2 separate regions of the Homo sapiens genome follow, and region 1 is linked to region 2. A link is a loop called in an ENCODE intact Hi-C map of the cell type or tissue named here. Cell type or tissue: CD14-positive monocyte. All regions are shown on one strand. Links, peaks and the distances in the headings refer to the core of each region. The heading gives the core; the rest is flanking DNA.

Region 1 (8,129 bases), core at 1,892-6,891, 84 kb before region 2:
AGTCTGTCATTTTAACTTGGGGTGATCCCTCTCTCATAACCCACCTCTGCAGCCCAGTGGTGTGGTAGTTGTAAAAAGACAGCAGTCTCACAGTAGAGATGACTGACTACTTCTGGAACTCAATTAAAAGTCCCATTAATAGAATAAAATAAATATTTTATCTGAATTAGCAGCTACTGGGAAAATTTCTATTCCCAGGGCACTGGTGTTATTTGATTTGACTCAGAGCTTAGCTCAATAACAACAACAAAAAGGCTCTATTCCCAAGGTGTTGCCTAAAACAATAGTAATTCTCTGGTAACACCACCACTGCTGTGCTAAATCTGTGATTTCAGTAGAGAAAAACAACAGCATGGCCAAAAATTTGAAGGAACATCCTGGAGATCTACACAAACATAGGGAGCTTCAAAGAACTCTGACATATTTCTGAAGAACTAGAAAACAGTGTGTGTGTATGTGTGTGTGTGTGTATGTCTGTGTGTCTGTGTCTTTGTGTCTGTGTGCATGGTTGCACCTGAGAAAGGAGAAGGCTCCAGTCACTCCCTTTCATGCCCAGCTGACATTGAGGTCCTCCACAAGCAGGAGGTAAAATCTAAGGCTGTTTTGCAAATTGCCTGAAGTTTGAAGGAATGCCTTCATATACAGAGCCCTTTGGCAAAGGGTGGAAAACATATAAGCAAAGCATTTAAAGAAACCTTCGGCAGATCATTGGCTGGCTAATAAAGTATACTGTCCCAAGGATAATCCCTAGGGCATATAGGCTTAAAATTAAAACAAATGAAACCAACCCTATAGTCTCATAGACTGTTCTTTTTGATAAACATAGAAATTGACCCTTCTGGTCTTAAAGCTTGAAATTTAAATTTGTTTTATCTGAGTTCCTTTCTCAGGAAAATGCCTTCAGGCCTTTAAAAAAGTATGAAAGAACTGAAACTCACCAGGTCACTGCACCAGATGCAGGACCCCTCATTCATCATGATTGCTTCCTTTCCCCTCCCTAGTTTCTGTTTTTTTACACATTGTTACATTTCTTCCCTGCTATATAAACCCTTTTTTTTAGTCAGTTAGGGAGACAGATTTGAGACTGAGCTCACATCTCAGCTGCAGCACCTGATTAAATCCTTCTTCCTTGGTGATATTTGTTGTTGTGGTGGTTGGCTTTCTGTGTGGTGAGATGCAGGACATAGACCAAACCCCCAGTGTTTTGGTCACACAATAACTTAAAACAAAACCTAGAAGATAACTCAGTAACCACAGATACTGTCGAATTAGTTCAGAATTAGTTTCCTCTTTGCTGCTTGCCTAACAAGCAGTGAAAACAACAATAACAAAAAAAGAAAAAAGAAAAGAAAGAAAATAGCAACAACAACAAACTTTGGGGGTGGTGATGGATGATCTGATAGTATGGTTGTTACACTATATTAACTAAAATATCCAGATTCAGCAAAAATTATAAGACATAAAGAGAATAATGAAAATATGACACATACATAAGAAAAAGGTAGCTAAGAGTTAAATGTCCTTAAGGGGTAACTGATACTGGTCCCCAAGGGGTAACTGATAATTTAAAGACAAAGACTTTAAATTATCGATTATAAATATGTTCAAATAACTAGAAAGTTAAAAGAAATTATGATAATAATGTCTCATCAATTAGAGAATATCAATAAGGAGATAGAAATCACTTTTAAAAGCCCAGTAGACATTTTGGAGTTGAAAAGTGTAATAATTGAAATTTAAAAATTCACTAGAGGAGCTTAAAAGCAGATCTGAGCTTGCAGAAGAACTGGTGAACTTGAAGACAGATTAGTCGAAATTATCCTGTTCTAGCAACAGAAAGAAAAAAGAATGAAGAAAAACTAATAACATCTCAGGGACCTGTGGATACAATTAAGTATATGAACATAGACAAAATGAGAGTTCCAGAAGAGAAAAGAGAAAACAGTAGAAAGGATACTTGAAGAAATAATGGCCAAAACTTCCCATATTTGATGAAAGCATCAATTTACATATCCAAGAATCTCAGTGAACTGTAAGTAAGATAAACTGAAAGAGATCCACACCAAGATACATCATAATCAAACTCTAAAAGGACAAAGACCAAGAGAGAATCTTGAAAGCAGCAAGAGAAGTCACTCATCACATACAAAGGCTTCTTATCAGAAATGAAGGAAGTCATAAGGCAGTGGGTAACATATTCAAAATGCTGAAGGAAAAAAAACTAACAAACAAGAATTCTATATCCAGAAAAACTATTCTTCACAAATGAGGGGAAATGACATTCCCAGATTTAAAAAATAACAACAATCAACACAAAACCCTGAGATAACTGTTAATAGCAGAGCTGTCCAAAGACATACTAAAGGAGGTGCTATAGGCTAAAATGCAAGGACATTAGATGATAACTAAAGTTTTACATGAAGAAACAAAGGGCACTGGAAAAGGTAAGTACATAGATTAAATATAAAACATTTTTGTTTCTAATTCCTTTCTTCTGACTTAAAAGGCAACTCCATAAGCAGTACACATAAAATTGAGTTGATATATTTGTAAAGTATAAATATATAATTTGCATGCAAATAATAGCACAAAGAAGAGGTGGAGGGAACAGGTATTTTGGAGCAAAGATTTTGTATACTGTCAAAATAAAGTTAGTATTAATTTGAACTAGATTTTTTAAGTGAAAATGGTAATTTTAGTCCCCAGGGCAACCACTATTAAAGTAACTTTAAACACATAGTAACAGAAACAATAAAAGAATCAAAAGGTACAATAGAAAATATGTATTTAACACAAAAGAAGGTAGTAACAGAGAAACAGAGGAACAAAAAGACATAACATACGAAAAATAAACAGCAAAATAGCAGACATAAATACTACTTACCAGTAGTGACAGTAAATGTAAACACTCCAATCAAAAGTATAAGTTGGCAAAATATATAAGAAAACATCTAATTATAGGCTGTCTAAAAAACATGCTTTGGATTCAAAGATATGATTAGGTTGAAAGTAAAAAGATAGAAATGATATACCAAAAAACAGTAACCAAAAGATAGCTGGGATGGCTATACTAGTATCAGACAAATAAGATTTTTAAAATAAAAACTATTACTAAATAAAATGAAGGACATTTAAAAAAATAAATGAAATGGTTAATCCACCAGAAATACATATTAATTATAAATATGTATGTACCTGAAAACAGAGTCCCAAAATGAAATAAGCAAAAATTCGTAGAGTTGAAGGGAAAAATAGAAAATTAAACAATAATAGTTGCGGACTTTTCAATCCCAAAAGGTCAAGAAAGAATTGGAAGACTTAAACTGCAATCAACTAGGCCTAGCTGACATCTATAAAATATTTCACCTCAACAAAGTAAAGGGTTAAATATACATTTTTCTCAAAACCACATAAAACTTTGCCATGATAGAGCGCATATTAGACAGGCCATAAAACAAGCTTTAGTAAATTTCAGTGTATTGAAATCATACAAATTACTTTCTCTGATCTAAAATTACATTAGAGATCAATAATTAGAAGAAAATTTAGGAAATCCACAGATATACAGAAATTAAATATACTCAAATAATCAATGTGTTGAAGAAATCCTAAGGGAAATTAGAAAATGCATTAAGATGAATGAAAATGAAAACGCAACACACTGAACTTACAGAAAATGGTTGTAGCAGTTTTTACAGGGAGATATATAGCTGTAAATGCCTATATTTAAAAAGAAGAAAAATCTTAAGTCAATAATCAGGTTTTCCACTTTAAGAAACTAGGAAAAGAAGAAAAAAACTAAACTTCAAAGAGGCAGAATTAAGGAATAATAAATATCAGAGGAGAAAGAGACAAGATAAAGAATAGAAAAACAGCACAGACAATCAAAGAAGCCAAAAGTTGGTTATTTGAAAAAAAATAAACAAAATTAGCAAACTTTTAGCTACACTGACCAAGAAAAAAAGAAAGACGATTTAAGTGACTGAACTACTCTGAGGAATAAAGAGGTGAGAAAACTCACTAGTGAAACTTATAGAAGGATTGAAAGGGGAAACTATAAAAAACTGTATAACAACACGTTTTATAACTTAGGTAAAATGGACAAACTCCTAGAAGGACACAAACTGCCAAAATAGACTCAAGCAGAAATAGAAAATCTGAATATGCCTATAACAAATAAATAGGTTGAATTAGTAATTTTAAAACTTTTAATAAAAGACCAAGTTCAGGTTTCACTGGTGAATTCTACCAAACATAAAAAAAATTACTACCAATCCTTCACAAACTATTCTAAAAAATAACACTATCAAAAAAGTGAAGGCAAGGAAACGCTTCTCAATTTATTCTATAAAGCTAGTACTACCATTACATAATCAGACAAAGGCATCTTAAAACTATAGGCCAATATGCCTTATGAATGTAAATGTAAAAATCTTCACAAATTACTAGCAAAAATGAATCTAGTGACATGTAAGAAGGATTATACAACATGACCAACAGGGATTTATCCCAGAAATGCAGTCATTTCAACATATGAAAGTCAACACATGTAATACACATTAATAAAGAACAAAAACCCAGGTGATTATTTCAACTGAGACAGAAAAACATTTGAGAAAATCCAGCACTCTTTTAATATAAAAGCACTCAACATATTAGGAGTGGAAGGAAAGTTCCTCAACTTGATAAAAGGCATCTACTAAAATCCCACAGTTAAATTCATACTTAATGTTAAAGACATTCCCCCTAAGATCAGATAAAAGGCTTTCTCACCAATTCTATGCAACATTATGTTAGAGACCTAACCAGGGCATTTAAGCCAAAAAAGTAAATTAAAAGCAATCAGATTTGAAAAGAAGTACAACTATCTCTACTGAAAGATGCCATGATCTTGTACATAGAAAATCCTAAACAATACATTAGAACTAGAAATCCTATTAGAATAGCCTATTAGAAGCCTAACAGAATAAATGAGTTCAGCAAGGTTGCAGAATATAATATCAATATATGAAAATCATATGCATTTCTTTATATTAGTAATCAGCAATCTAAAAATGAAATTAAGAAAACAATTTTATTTATACTAGCATCTAAAAGAATAAAATACTTAGGAATACATTTAACAAAAGAAGTACAAGCCTTATACTTTAAAAACTATAAAATATTATTTAAAAAATTAAAGATTTAGATAAATGGAAAGACATCCTATATTCACGCATTGGAATAGTTGATATCGTTAGGACAGCAATACTCCCATATTGATCTATAGATTCATTGCAATCCCTATTGATATGGAAGTGGGGCAGGGAAGTGGTGGGTAGAGAAGGGCGGGTCCCTGGTGAGGGCTCCGCACTCGGGCCTGTGCCCATGGACCTAGGTGAGGACAGGCACTCCTGTTTTTATGCCCAAGTGTTGCATTTTCCAAGACCACCCTGGCCCGCCATACCCCCCATCCTGTGCCTATAAAAACTCTGAGACACAGGCAAGCACAGGCACAAGCAGCTGGACATCAAGAGGAATGCACCAGCAGAAGTGCACACATGGAGCTGGACCTTGAGAGGAACACACTGGCGGAAGAGCACACCAACAGGCACTGGCAGACATTGGCAGGCCATTGACCAGTGGAATGATGTGGAGTTTGGCGGGGTGGTTGGAGGACAGCCTGGCTGCTGGGTGGCCCAAGTCTAGGGGAAAATCACCACCTTCCCATGCCATCCCCCTTCTGACTTCCCCATCCAGCTTGCTGAGAGCTATCACCACTCAATAAAAAACCTTGCACTCATTCTCCAAACCCACATGTAACCCAATTCTTCCAGTACACCAAGGCAAGAACCCCGATACAGAAAGCCCTCTGTCCTTGTGATAGGGTATATGGTCTAATTGAGCTGATAACACAAGCCACCTATAGATGGCAAAACTAAAAGAGCACACTGTAACACATGCCCTCTGGAGCTTCAGCTTTAAATATTCACCCCTAGACACTGCTGTTGGGTTGGAGCCCCACAACCCACCTGTCTGCATCCTCCCCTTAGGGGTTTGAGCAGTGAGGAACCAAAGAAGTGAGCCACTCCCCCTGTTGCACACCCTGTGAGGCGGATAAGGGAACTTTTCCCATTTCAACTGGGGGCTTGTCCAGGATCCCAGAAGGTGACTGAAAATGTCAAACTGTCAGATATGCCTCTTCCAAAACCCTGCCACCTCTCTCTCTCAAGTGTCCATCAACTGATGAATAAATAAACAAACATGGTGTTAAATATAATTTTGTAGGAGGCCGTGGACTTGAACTGAACTCCCACACTAAGCCTAAGAGAACAAACCAATATGAGTTTAAGTACAGTAGCTGAGCTTTAGTTAATTGCAGAAGACTCCATAACCAATTAAAGTGTGTATGTACCACATTTCTGTTTCCTATACATGCTGTCAGATCATATTACTGGTTGGAGTTCTCTGAGTCTGCTCTACCAGAGGACTGCCATATTCTCGAATTGTTTCTGTTTTGTTTTGCTTTGTTCTGTTTTGGTTATAATTGCTCAAATAAATGCTGTTGAATTTAATTAGTTTAAGATTTTTCCTTTTGACAGAGGTATGTTCATAAAATGTAATATAATTCATCCATAAAAAAGTTTGATAAGTGTTGTAATTCAAGGATGAACCTGAATACATGCTAAGTGAAAGAAACCAACCATAAAAGGCCATATAGTATATGATGCCATTTATCTAAAATGTCCAGAATAGGCAAATCCACAGTGACAGAAAGTACATTAGTGATTTCCAGGGGCTGCAGGGAAGGGGAGTGATTGCCAATGGGTATGGAGTTTCTGCTTGGTGGGATGAAAATGTTCCAAATTGAAATTTTGGTGATGGTTATACCATTCTGAAAACTACTGAACTATATACTTTAAATGAGTGAATTTTATGGTATTTGAATTATATATCAATAAAGTTGTTAAAAAGAGGAGGGAGGAATACCATAGAAAATGTGAAAGGTTAGTGGGTAGAATGCATAGCATATTAGGTTCCCTAAACAGTGCTTATCACTGGCTCTGCTAACTAGCTGCTTTTGGAGAATCGATAATGTGCTAGCATGTAGTGTGTCCCCTGGCTAATATCTATTTATTCAGATCTCTACATTTCTAAGCACTAATTTTAAACTATTAAGCTAAATCATATGGGTTATAAGTGATATTTCACACATGTCAAAGAGTTTTACACATGTCATTTTATTTGGACAGAAAGACAAACACTGCTAATGTCTCATGTAATTTTTAATTTTCTTTTCCTCACAGTATTTTATAAGAATTAAACAAGAAGCTCAAACTATTTAGGAAGTCTTTAAACAGCATTTCCCCCTCAATGTGTGCCAAGGAACATCAGTTTTGCTAAATGTTTTGGGTGGGAAAAAAAACACAAAAAAGGAGTTCCATAGTCAAAACTGTTTAGGAAGCTCTGTACAGGATTTTTTTTTCCCTTGGAAATTCTTAAGGAACATGAGACTATTAAAGGCTCTTAAAAGTTTCATTCACTCAACAAATATTTATTCAGTGCCTCCTAAGTGTAAGGCACTATTCTGGGCCTTGGAGACACAGTAGAAAACAAGATAGACAAAATTCTTGACGTGATGGAACTTAAGTTTGAATGTTGCACAAAGAAATCTGTTTTAACTATTTCACAACTTATATGATGACAAAACAACAATTTCAAGAAATAGTCATTACCATTCTGCATAATATGCTTTGTGAAATATGGGTCTACATTTATCTATATCAGTCCCTTAATGGGAATGCTAAAAGACGGAGAAAGCAGCATAAGCAAGTATCCCGAATCATATACAAACTGTATTTCTAGTCATTGGTGTTGCTCAAAAGACAATGGGAATTTAGCCCTTATCATTAAAAACAGGATATGATGGCCTGATTAAAAGTGAAGATGGGAAAGAAAGCACAGGAGAGAAGCAGTCAAAACATATTTTAGGTGACACGTTTTTGGATCTTTATAATTATGAATTCATTGACAAAAGCCAAATACAATTAGTTAGGGTACTATAAAGAAACAGGGACCAAAGTACTAAATTTAGTTACCATATGAGATATCTGGATGGAAGGAATTGTAAATTCCCACTTTTAACTAAT
Region 2 (8,129 bases), core at 1,660-6,659:
TTTCTTTATAGCAATGTAAAAACAGCATAATACAGTTGGAAAGAAAAAAAAAGAATGTATGACATAGAATTATCAGAATTTAATGATTATGATAGAAACAATAGAAACTATTGGGATTTCTCCTAAGCTTGTAATGATTTCCTTATTGGACTTGCTTATCTATAAAGCTGGGACTCAGCAGTCTCATTTTTGCCATGTGAGCCTACTCTTAGAGGTGATTTTTCCAGGATTAACTATTCTGAGATGGTCTCTTGGCTGGAGAAGATAAACATTTGGGAGCTATGGGAAAGTTCATCTGCTCCCTGTAAATGGAGTGAGATGCAGTTAAAGCCAGTATGGGTAGGACATAAAGATAAAAGTGATATGCAGAGAAGAGCAGAAATAAAATATGGTGTGACAGTTAACTTGATGTATCAGCTTGACTGGACTAAGGGACTCCCAGGTGGCCTGGTAAAACATTATCTCTGTGTGTGTCTGTGAGGATGTTTTAGTTGACTGGGAAAGCAAAGACTAGGTCCTGGTTTACAAATGGTTCTACATGATATGCAGGCACTGCCTGAAAGCGGACAGCTGCATGCCTCTCTCTAGGACATTGCCCTGGAGGACAGTGGTGAAGAAAAATTCTGCCACCTGGTTATTCACTTTGCTTGGGTGTAGAAATGGCCAGATGTGAGATTATATACCTGTTCATGGAAAGTAGCCCATGGTTTGGCTGGATAGTCAGGGACTTGAAAGAAATGTGGTTGGAAAATTGGTGACAAAGAAACTGGGGGGAGGGGTATGTGGATAGACCTCTCTAAATGGGCAACGAATCATTTCTGTCCCTTGTGAATGCTCATCAAAGGGTGACCTCCACAGAGGAGGAATTTAATAATCAAGTGGATAGGATGACCTTTTCTGTAAATACCAGTCAAACTCTTTCTTCAGCCACCCTTGTGATCACCCAATGGGCTAGAAACAAAGTGGCTGTGGTGGCAGGGATGAAGGTTATGCATGGACTCAGCAACATGGACTTCCAGTTACTAAGGCTGATTTGGCTACAGCCACAACTGAATGGCTGACATGCCAGCAGCAGAGACCAACACTAAGCCCCTGATACAGCACTGTTCCCCTCAGTTGATCAGCTAGTTACCTGGTAGCAGGTCGATTACATTGGACTGCTTCTTAATGGAGGGGACAGCATTTTTTCCTTACTGGAAGAGACACATACTCTGGATATGTATTTGCCTTCCCTGCATGCAACTTCTGCCAAAAACACTGTTCATGGATTAACAGAATGCCTTGCCCACTGTCATGGTATCCACACAGCATGGTTTCTGATAAAAAAAAAACTCACTTCACAGACAATAAAATGTGGCAATGGGTCCATGTTCATAGAATTCACTGGTCTTACCATGTTCCCCACCATCTTGAAAGGCTGTTTGAAGACTCAGTTACAGTGCCAACTAGACGGCAATATCTTGCAGGGCTGGAGCAAGGTTCTCCAGAAAGCTGCATATGCTCTGAATCAGGTTTCATGGGCCCAAGAATCAAAGGGTGGAAATGGAAATGGTATCACTCACCATTACCCTTAGTGGTCCCCTAGCAAAATTAAAGCCTAAAAGTCTTAGTTCCAGAGGCAAAAATGCTCCCACAAGGAGACACAATTATGATTCCATTAAACAAGAACTTAAGACTCACCCCTGGTCACTTTGGTTTCCTCATGCTCTGAGTCAATAGGCCAGGAAGTGTTACAGTGTTGGGTGAGGCGATTGATCTGGATTATGAAGAAAAAAATGAATTACTACTTCACAATAGATGTAAGAGCTGGGCGCAGTGGCTCAAGCCTGTAATCCCAGCACTTTGGGAGGCCTAGGCAGGCAGATCACAAGGTCAGGAGATCAAGACCATCCTGCCTAACACGGTGAAACCCTGTCTCTACTAAAAATACAAAAAATTAGCCAGGCGTGGTGGCAAGCACCTGTAGTCCCAGCTACTCAGGAGGCTAAGGCAGGAGAATGGTGTGAACCTGGGAGGCGGAACTTGCAGTGAGCAGAGATCATGCCACTGCACTCCAGCCTGGGTGACAAAGCAAGACTCCATCTCAAAAAAATAAAAAGTAAATGAATAAAAATAAAAAAAAACACACACACAATGGAGGTAAGAAAGAGTATATCTGGAATACAGAAAGTCCCCCAGGGCATCTCTTAGTATTATAATGTCTTGTGATTAAGGTAAAAACTACAACTCAATGGAGGCAAGACTACAGAATGGCCCAGACCCTTTAGCAATAAACATTTAGGTCGCTCCTTCAGGTAAAGAACCATGACCAGCTGAAGTTCTTGCTGAAGGCAAAAGGAATATAGAATAGGTAATGGAAAAGGGTAGTTAGAAATGCCAGCTATGACCATGTGACTAGTTATAGAACTGAGGACTGCAATTCCTGTGATTGTCATGAGTAGTTTCTCTTCATTTTGTTATAAATACCTCTGTGTGTTTGTGTATGTGTGTGCACTTGTGTGTGTATGAAAACAAATATCTGTTTTCTTTCCTCTTTTATTTTTTTATTATGTAACATAAGAGGTATTGACTTTAGATCATAGTATTTAAATATTGTTAATTGTACATCATACTATTTAAGTTATGGGCTATCAGGAGAAGAGTAAACATTACTTAAGGATTTGACCTCCTCTTCTGGGGAAGGGATTAGTGCATTTTTGGTTGCACATAGGATAGCTGTATTGTATTAGGTGGAATTATGACCTTATTATTGTCTTTATTTAGAAATTAAATATGGTGTAAGGGTATGCCTATGGATGCCAAGTTGACAAGGGATGAATTTGTTATGGCTAATTTTGTGTCAACTTGACTGGACAAAGGGATGCCCAGGTAGCTGGTAAAACATTTCTGGGTGTGTCTTTGAAGGTGTTTCTGGAAGAGATTAGTACTTGAATGAGTAGACTGGATAAAGATCTGCCCTTACCAATGAAGGTGGGCATCATGCAATCACCTGAAGGCCTGAATAGAACAAAAAGGAGGAGGAAGGATGAATTTGCTCTCTCTCTTCTTGAGTTAGGACATCCATCTTCTCTTGCCCTCAGACATCAGAGCTCCTGGTTCTTGCCTTTGGATTCCAGGACTTACACCAGCACCCACTATCCTTACCCCAGTTCTTAGACCCTTTGCCTTGGACTAAGAGTTATACTATCAGCTCCCTGGTTCTTAGGTCTTTGGACTTGGACTGAATTATACCACTGGCTTTTCTGGTCCTCCATATTAGAACTTCTTAGCCTTCATAATTTTGTAAGCCAATTTCTACCCTATCTATCTATCATCTGTCTATCTATCTATCTATCTATCTATCTATCTATCTATCTATCTATCTAATCTCCTACTGATTCTGTTTCTCTGGATAATCTTGACTAATACATACAGGAAGAAACTCCATTGAACTGTTTCTGATGCATAAGGCCCATGTACATTTTTGTCCTTGGATTATGCAAGAATTATTGTACCTTTATGACAGATCGTTTTTTCCACTCATTTAGCTTAAGTTGGTTTCTATTAATTGTAATCAGAATCTTAACCAGTATAGTGATTGATTGAAAGTGAGGGATAAAGAAGAGGAAGAACCTTCTTAGACATATTGAGGAAGATGGTGATGTTTTTATGGTGGGGAATATGCAAGGAGGAATTGGAGAAAATTTAGTGTGGATGAGATAATGTGTTTAGGTTTATAAAGGTATAGTTTCAGATGTTTGCAGAATATCCAAGTGGGCTTTACCAGTATGCAGCTGGAACTCAGGAGGAGTTGCATGAGATGGGATGAATATTTAAAAGTCAACAGCCTTCTGGGTGAAGTCACTGACAAGGATAAAATCGCTATAGAGAGTGGGTAAAGTGAAAATGGGGCAAATGACTGAGACGTGGGGATCACCAACATTTGAAGACAGGCAAAGGAAGGAAATCCTGTAAAGGAGCAACCAGGGACAAATGACATTAACTGGAAGAAAATAATAGGTCCACAGAAACAGACAGTGAGAGATTAAGAATAAAGGAGTGGTCAACAATGTTAGAGGCTCCAAGAAGTCAAATACTAAGAGGATTGAACATTGCTAATTGGATTTTGCTGGTAGATAATTTTTGACAACATAAACAAGATCATTTTCTGTGACATCTGGGGGCATAATCCAGATATCAATGATTAAAGAACAAATGGGAAGTATAATTACTAGATAAGGAGAAATGGAAGATGAGACAAAAAAATTACACTACTCTTTGTAGAAACTTGGTTGTAGGAAAAAAAAAAAGAATTGTGGAGTGGTAGAGAGCAGGTAACCTCAGGGGTAAGGGAGAAAAAAGGCATATGCCTGGAAAGCCAGGTATTAATGTTTGGTCAGGGCATCCTCTTCCCAGCAGAGTGCTGGAGACACACAGTGTGATCCATGTCCTTGTGCAACAAAATGAGCTGGACAAATCTAATTACTTTTCTTGGTAATTTGATCTAGAACTTAGGAAAAAAACGTACCATTTTCCAGTGAAGAAGAAGTGAAATGATGCCATGGAATTGTTGATAGGCTGGAAAAATAAAGCTGATGTGAGGGGAAAGCAAGGGCTGTCATATGAATAGGAGAGAGAGAGAGGAAGAGACCACGTAGCTTTTCGAAAGAAAAAGTTTAAAACAGTCAACGCTCGGGGCTGCTTTAGTTTCTGACATAATTTCAGTTCCTGTTTCAGGCCTTGTAAATCCTTTTAACAAACCACCCTTTTTCCTTGATTTAGTATAAATGGGTCATTTTTCTTTCAATAAAATGAGCTACTTAACTATTTTTAATTCTATAACTTGTCTTTTTAAGACATTTAAAACAATCTGTTATTTTCTAGGCTATATCACCTCTGGGGAGGCAATTGTGTGCTGTCGTTAGGAGAATGGGCTTAGATGTAGACAGGCTTGTTTAAATCTTGACTCTGCTATTTATATTTTGTGTGAGCTTGAGCAATTTGTGTGCCTTCTCTGGGGATAGGTGTTCTTATGTGTCAAGGGAGGATAATTAATTCTACTGTACAGAGTAGTTTAAGGATTAAAGTAAAATAATACACAGAAAAAACTTAGTTCAGTGTTTGGCACATAGAAAGAGCTCAATAGGGCCGGGTGCGGTGGCTCACCCCTGTAATCCCAGCACTTTGGGAGGCCGAGGCAGGTGGATCACCAGGTCAGGAAATTGAGACCATCTTGGCTAACACGGTGAAATCCCGTCTCTACTAAAAATACAAAAAAACAAAATTAGCCAGGCGTGGTGGCGGGCACCTGTAGTCCCAGCTACTTGGGAGGCTGAGGCAGGAGAATGGCATGAATCCAGGAGGCGGAGCTTGCAGTGAGCCGAGATCACACCACTGCACTCCAGCCTGGGCAACAGAGCGAGACTCTGTCTCAAAAAAAAAAAAAAAATGCTTGATAGATGCTGATTTTCAAAATATTTTTATCAGTTTACAACTAGCTATTTTAGGTAGCTTTTTCTCTGTTTATCTTAAATTTGTTTCTTTTTTAGCTTCAATGAGTTCCTTCTAGCAACCAAGTATATAATTAGTTTCTTCACGCTCTATGAATTTGCATCTTGTATGTTTGCATGGTGCTTGAAAAGATAAATGTTGAAAAGCTTGAATCTCTATGACTTGTTCTATTAATAGTTGCCTTTTATTATATTGTCTCTAGAAATACAGAATTGGAGGTTATATTTTACTTAAACTACAAAAATAATGATGAAACATTTGGATGTATTTTATATAAAGAAAATATGGAATTATTCATTCATTCATGAATTTTTTTCACTGCACATATATTTATTAAGGTTTTTCTATGTACAAAGCACAGGTAGGCACCAAAGATGATGTGAAGATTTCTAAGATATTGTGACTTCCTCAAGAAGCTACATCTGCTAGGATAGACAGACTGATTCAAATCAGAACTATGGAGTTGAAAATATTTTAAATAAAGAAAATTAATCCCTAATCTCTCATTTACAAATGGGGAAGCTGAGACACAGTGAGGTTAAGGGAATGCAGGAATTGGAATCTGGATTGCTCAAATCCTTGCCCAGTTCTTTTCCCACTAGCTCATCCAATACTGTAAAGAAAGAAGCAAGTGCGATGATAAGCAGAGGACTATAGTAAAGAAATATAACAAACTCTAGCTAAATGGGAGAAAGAGGAGGCATTTTAGTCTTTGTGTGATAAAAGAGTAGCAGGTGAGGATGCAATATGAGCAAGAACACAGAAGGGTGGCAGAGAGTGTATGTAGTCCCATGGCCTGGTGAAGATGACATGTGGAGATATGAAATGGGAACCAACACTGGGCAACAGGAGGCCAAATCCCAAGCTGCTAGAAGGCTAGCCCAAGGAATCTCTGCTTTCCTATTCAGGAACTTTTAAGTTATTTTAGAAGTTTATGGCTTGATCGGACCTGTTTCAAAGAAAGTAACTCTGGTGGTGTGATGAAAGATGAGTGGGAGAGACAGAGCAAGACCACCTAAGAAGCTATGGAGATAGGCTAGGAGGATCATGGTCTACAGAGCAGAAGCAATGGAGAGGAGGAGAGCTCTGCCAGAGGAGCAGGAGTAAGAAAACATGGATCTCGAGCAACAGGTATGGTTCTGAGAATAATGGTCTGAATCATAACTAAAACAAATGCTTCAATATTGTAGCTTTTTAAAATCGACAAATGGATAAAATTATTTTCACTAAAATAATCAAATGCATTTTGAAGTTTTGATGCTTTTAATAACATAACAAGATGTTTTTTTAAAAATCATTCAATGAGGACAAGAAACCAGCCTTCAAAACTAGTTCATATCTTCCTCCTTGGTACCTTTTTGCCTTCCACAATCACTAAAGCAGAATTGACGGCTCTCCTTTGTACCACTACGGTACTGGATATATATTGTTATTATACTAAGTATTTGTGTAAATATCTGTTTTTCTAATGTACTCTAATCTTCTTGAGAATAGGAACATACTTTTATTTTGTTTCTCTGGTGACTAGCTTAGTTCCTTATCTGTGTATATTATCACAGCCTTCTATGTACACATTTCTCCATCTTTTTTATAAGGATGGCAAAATTGTTTGATAAAATCCGTATGTGCTAGGTCTATGAAATCTCTTTCGTGTGTCAGCAAACACAGATGCCCAAACAGGAAGTGTGTGGGGTCCTAAAAGAACATGTTATTAGTGAACCCACTCTGATCCTAAAATATCACCACTTCCTTTTCTGTGTTAAGAATCTTTTAAACGTTCTATTTTGGATTATTTTTGTTACTGAGACCAAACACTTTGGCCTCTAGTGTTTAGAGTTGTGAAACAGCTCATATTTATTGACAGCTTACTGTGTGCCACGTACTCTCCTAAGTAATCCTCATGACTTCTTGAAATATATCCTTTTATTATCCCATTTTATAGATGAAGAAGCTGAAGAACAGGGATGTTCAATAACTTGATTAAAATCACAAAACCAGTAAGGAATAAAGCCAGAAGTTTTTCTCAGCAGTCTAAGTCCAGGGCGTATTCTCTCAACCAATCCACAACATTTTCTTTCATTGTATTCTACACTGTAAAGTTGAAAATATAAATAACATTTATCAATTTTTAGTTTTCTGGAATTTTTCTAATTCTATACTGTCTCCAAAATTTGCCATGAATTATAAAATAATTTACCAAGATAAATAGAGCTAAACCCATTCAAAAATCACAGGAAGTCCAGTATATTCATATCTCTTATCTGAATTGCCCTTTCTAGTCTGCACAGCATTTCATTGACTCAGATGTTTCAGTCTTTCTGTGAATCTTCCTATAGATCCCCAGGCAGATGTGGATATTTTTAAAGTTCTATTCCCCCTGGGTTTTGTATTCACCTCTGTTACTATAATTATTTCAGTATATTTCTTATATATTTTATCATTATTTGCATGTCTATCTTTTTTTTTTTTTTTTTTTTTTTGAGATGAAGTCTTGCTCTTATTCCCCAGGCTGGAGTGCAATGGTGCGATCTCGGCTCACTGCAACCTCTGCCTCCCAGGTTCGAGTGATTCTCCTGCCTCAGCCTCCCAAGTACCTGGGATTACAGGCACCTGCCACCACGCTAGGCTAATTTTTGTAT

What was found. A loop is a pair of places that touch in the nucleus more often than their neighbours do. Peaks named below come from ENCODE experiments on the same cell type or tissue, not always from the same donor. Only the 100,000 strongest peaks of a DNase experiment are listed, where the experiment ranks them.
Region 1: it touches region 2 in a loop (1.8-fold over the local background); 4 of 110 quality-filtered maps call a loop at or near these places.

What each region holds. Positions count from the first base shown.
Region 1 is chr1:173,101,204-173,109,332 of GRCh38, reverse strand. No RefSeq gene overlaps it. Among named protein-coding and RNA genes, the nearest start is that of TNFSF18, 54 kb to the right of the region's middle. In CD14-positive monocyte, for the core only: no CTCF peak of the experiment used is centred there; no DNase peak of the experiment used is centred there.
Region 2 is chr1:173,017,125-173,025,253 of GRCh38, reverse strand. No RefSeq gene overlaps it. Among named protein-coding and RNA genes, the nearest start is that of TNFSF18, 30 kb to the left of the region's middle. In CD14-positive monocyte, for the core only: no CTCF peak of the experiment used is centred there; a DNase peak (open chromatin) is centred at 4,673; H3K4me3 peaks cover 935 bases; H3K27ac peaks cover 1,521 bases.